Regions from separate parts of the Homo sapiens genome. Here region 1 is linked to region 2. The links are chromatin loops, found by intact Hi-C in ENCODE. Cell type or tissue: breast epithelium. All regions are shown on one strand.

The links. Peaks named below come from ENCODE experiments on the same cell type or tissue, not always from the same donor. Only the 100,000 strongest peaks of a DNase experiment are listed, where the experiment ranks them.
Region 1: a loop joins it to region 2, with 15 times the contacts of the local background. A loop is called at or near these places in 3 of 110 quality-filtered maps.

The regions. Positions count from the first base shown.
Region 1 is chr3:150,376,482-150,378,981 of GRCh38, forward strand. No RefSeq gene overlaps it. Among named protein-coding and RNA genes, the nearest start is that of TSC22D2, 31 kb to the right of the region's middle. In breast epithelium, no CTCF peak of the experiment used is centred here; no DNase peak of the experiment used is centred here; H3K27ac peaks cover 443 bases.
Region 2 is chr3:149,976,507-149,979,006 of GRCh38, forward strand. No RefSeq gene overlaps it. Among named protein-coding and RNA genes, the nearest start is that of PFN2, 6.9 kb to the left of the region's middle. In breast epithelium, no CTCF peak of the experiment used is centred here; no DNase peak of the experiment used is centred here.

The DNA of each region.
Region 1 (2,500 bases), 400 kb after region 2:
CCCAACTGACCTGCTTTTTTTCTGCCTTTATTTCCAACACAGTGTTGTCTCTACAGACTATCAACTAAGTCCTGGTTTTTCCTCACAGAATTCCATTCTCAGCCCTATCCCTACACCACAGTTGACACATGCACTAGTTGGTTAACATATGTTTTATTACTCCCTCATGATTCTCACTGGACCTCTGAGTGACCTTGAAGTGCTGTGGTCATTTCCCCAGTGCTTTCCTCCAATACTTTGGTGGTATGGAGCTTGGCTTCAGGTTTGTTGTCATCTCATTTACTTGTTTAGTTTCCAGTTGGCTGGGAGCCAGCACTCTGCACTCTGCTCCATGCTTACGTTGCAAGCTACCTATCCAGGTCACAATTTTTATTTTTGTGTCTCTCACTATTTGAGGGAGTAAATCCAACACAAAGCAGTGAAGGTGAATGACAAGGGAAGAAATTAACAAGGGCTCTGGGATGCTCTTAGAGCATGAATTGCAGAGCAGAAGAGGTCCTAGATGCCAGCTAGTCCAATTCTATCATTTTCCAGGCAGAGTTGATACCTCCGAGTTTAAAGTCATAAGCCATTCAAATAAATTAATACAAGAGCTGCCAGGAGGAACATTTCCAAGTGGTTGAAATCTTTGACTTTGAAATCATGTAGACCTGGGTTAAAATCCCAAGCTGTGTGGCCTTGTACAATTAATGTAAACGCACAAATCCATAGTATTCTAATCTATTAAAATGGGGATAATAACAACTGTCTTACTGGGTTAAGCTGAATATATGATTGCTATTCATTTTTAACCAAAAACCACCTCTATTGATTTTTAGTCAAATGCTTTTTACAAGGTAATGTTACTATTATGGTTCTAGTGCCAATCTTCCAAGATTTCTAATCTTTACTAACAGTGGTCTGACTTTGAACAACTTATTTACAAAACTGTGTTTCAGTTGATTAATCCATAATACAAAGCTAATAATGATACCTAGTAAATAGGTAGATGTAAGAATTAAATAGATAATCCTTGTAAATATAGCATTTCACATAGAGTTTAGCATGTAAAAAGCAACAAAGCATTGAAAGTTCTATATAGTCTCAAATGCCCAGAACAAATGAATGATCAGGATACTCTCCTCCCATGTACTCTCAGAAACAGATCCAAGGTTATACACTTGGTTCTTTTTGGCTCACAGTGCTTATATTCATTTATTCAACCTGGGGCTTAAACAATAGGTAGCATTAGACCATGTAGAGATGGAAAAAAAAATTTTTTCCACCAAATCAACCACTATGAGCAAAGAAGAGAAAGGGGAAGGTGCATGACATGTCTCTTAAACAGTAAGTAAATCTGTTTGGTTTCAAAGGCTTCAAATTGCCCTCCCCACCTGTAGACTCATCCCCTCCTTGCTGCTACCAGAAACAAAATACCAATTTGAGCATGATTACAATTTTCCCAATTTTAGTGTTCCACATCAAATTCAAAAATAAAGTCCCAACCCCTTAGCACAACCTCCCAGGCCTGTCACAATCTCTCTCTGCCTAACTTGCTAGCCTCAATTCCTCCACTCTGCCAACTGCCCTCCCTGAGACATGTGCATTTATCTGAATCATCTGACTCACCTTCAGCCCTTTGCATGAGTTGTTGTTTCCTTGGCCAAAAACATTGCCCTACTAGGCCTTTAAAACTTAGTTCAGAGGTTGCCTGTAGGAAGTCTTCTTTGACACCCTTTGCCTATCCCTGACACTCCCCCAACACAAACAAGAGCAGAGGTCCTCCTTGGAAGTCCCATAGCATCGTATGTTTACCTTAAGCAAAACTGGCAAGACATGGATTCCACATTTGTATCTCTCTCCCTCTAGAATGCAAGTTCCCTGACCACAGAGGTTGGGTCTTTTAAAGAACCTACTGTGTGCTGAGCGCTGTTGTAAGCACTGAGAAATAAAGAACAAGAGAGGCGAAGTCCCTGATGTCTCGGAGTTTATGGTCTTATGCGGTAAGTCAGACAATTAACAAACAGATAAAAGCATAGTGATAAGTGCTACTCTAGTGTACTAAAGAGTAGTAAGAGAGAAAAAGGAAAACATAAGATCATGTGGTCTAATCACGGCAGAGAATTGAGGAGGAGCCAGTGATGCCTGGAACCAGGGCAAGACTGCTTGATCCTGAGGGCAGAGTAAGAGCTCAGATATTTGCGGAGGGAAGGAAGGAGCTGGTTGAGATCTAGTTCAAGGATATAAAAGGGATTCAAACTCCTTCCATATAGAAACCAGTAGTACAGTAACTTTCCAGTCCAGGAACAAAACGCAGAGAAAAGCACCAACATTTTCAGGTCTAGTTCAGACTTGGAGCCTTGGAAGGTGATAATGGTTTGGATCTGTGTCCCCACCAAATATAATGTTGAATTGTAATCCCCAGTGTTGGAGGCAGGGTCTGGTGGGAGGCGATCAGATCATGAGGGCGGAGTTCTCATGGATGGTTTAGCACCATCCTCCCTTGGTACCATATAGTGAG
Region 2 (2,500 bases):
TATTTTTCATTGTTAATGACTGTGCAGTAGTCCATCAAGTGGCTGTATCATAAGTTATCATTTCTTATTGAAATATCAGGTAAGTTGAGAAAAAATAACCAAAAAAAAACTTCTTTATGATCTGTGTGGTGGTGAACTTTGAATTGTGTGGAAATGGATGAAATACATTCTTTTAAATGTCTGATGGCAAGATTTAAAATATGAAGTGTGGCACTTAATTCAGTTAATCAAATGTGATAGACATTGCTGGTTTGCCTATCCAGTATGTACTCTTCTTCCTTGCTAACAGAATCTTGAATTTGCTTGAGATAATAGTAAATAATTTAAAATACCTCCATAAATGCCCTTCCAGCTAGGGTGGTCATCTAGTCCATTGGCCAATAAACTAGATCAAAAGCTACTTCATGGAAAGCTATTTTTTCCTTGATACCTATATCTTTCTGTAAAGGACTGCTCAGCTGGCATAAGCTTTCTACTTTTAACCTGTCTTTTCTCTTGTCCAGATTGTGATTCAGTGTCAAAGTGGGGCAGTCATTCGTAAGTGCTGAGCATTGTGGAGCAGGAGGGGAAAGGGGCCTGTTCTCTCAAGGACCTTCACTATCCATTCATTTCCTACCCCCAGACTCTTGTTAGATTGGGTAAATAAACTCCTTACTTGGTTAAAGTACTGTAATCAGCCTGTGTTAAGTGCAACCAGACCCTGCTCTAACCAGAATATCCATTTTGCTATCCCACTTCAGGTCTCTAAGCATTCTAGTTTATCCAGTTTTGCTTTTCCATAATGAGTTAAGCTCTTGAGGAAATGCTTTACATCTATTGCATCCCTATTGTAATAATGACTGAATTAGCCATATCATAGAAAATTGCTCTACTGTTTGTTTTTTTTTTTTTGGCAATAATACATTAAATAGTGCCCTAGAGGCTTCAACGATTTCGTGTACCTCCCTAAATATCACATTAGCTGACAGAAAATTCCTTATGAGTTATGACTCATTTTTTCTGATTTGATGCAGAAAAGAGAATTCTGGAAGCACATGTAGAGCATTTCATTCCAAGTTATATGTGAACTTGAGAGATGTTTTTTGTAGAATTCCAAGGGTAAAGGCACAAAGCCTACAAAAACATTGGCCATCTTGTTATCTGATATGAGAGAAATGCAGGCAATCCATCAAAACACCCCCCAAAGAGATTACATGTCTAATTTTTCTTCATCTCAGTCCCAGAGGACAAATAATAAAATTTAATTAAGTAGCTGTTTCCCCCAAAAAAGTATTAAATGAGGCTTTTAAAATCTTTTATTTTTACCCAATGAAACTCAGATATCACTTCTGGGAAAAATTCTTTCTGGGTTCACAAACATACTGACAGAGAACTAAAAGGAAAGTGTAAATTGAGCAATGGCTGTGTTCCATTTACAAGCATTTTAAAAGTGAATGTCAAATATATAGATGTCTAAATCATTTGATTTTCAAAGAATGTAAACTTCACCACCACCAGCTACAGCACCCGCATTCTTATTGAGAAATTTATATTAGGTAGCTAATTATGCACATAATAAGACTGTCAAAGATCATGTTGACACCTTATCCCACTTTACCATTTCAGGCTGATCCAAACTCATAATATGAATAGATGGACATTGACCAAAGAGACCAGCAGCAGAACAAAAGCATAAACAAACATGAGAGTAGGCTAATTTTACCAACCTGAGGTCAAAAGTAAGTATTTTTAGAAGTAAGTGAGTAACTAGATGAAGTAGATGATGAAGGTGGTATGCAGGACTGTTAATAACTGAAATTCCAAATAGAATCCAGGGAGGTTAAAGTGAAACACTTTCAATACGATGCCTTTATGTTGTAGAGGTTAGACTCACTTGATGACTTACATGGCTTGTTTTCAAGACCTCTTGAACAAAATATTTAATTGGAACAATTTATTTGCTATCAGTTCTTTTAGTGGATAGTAGATATTCCTGGTAATATTTACATTTTTCAAGTCATATAACAAGTATTGAGCTCTTGCTCTTGTTACATATAACAAGTATTGTAGCTCTTGTTACAGGTAACAAGTGTTGCAGCTCTTGCTACCGCTGTACTTGTTGGTATGTATTAAGGATAACATTTGTTAAAAAGGCCCTTGCCCTCTGATTTAAAGTCAGGCAGGAAAGTAATGCATGCAAAGCACGTGAGCAATGTGGTCTGGCTGTAGAGTATGTGAGAGGCAAACAAGGATATGAACTAATTATATTACCATTAGATCACAAAATCAGGTGGTAAACACTCTAGAAGGGCAGAGATGGTGAAAATTAATGGAGGCTGGAGTTATAAGAAACTAATAAAACAATGTTTCATAGAAAAGACCCAAGTACTGTTAGACCTTAAGGAATGGGTAGAACTGAAGTTTGGTTTTCAAAATCATAGAGACAGCATAAGCCACTGATTCCCCCTTCCACTAGAAAAAGCAGCCCACAGAATGAGAGAAGATATTTGCAACACATACA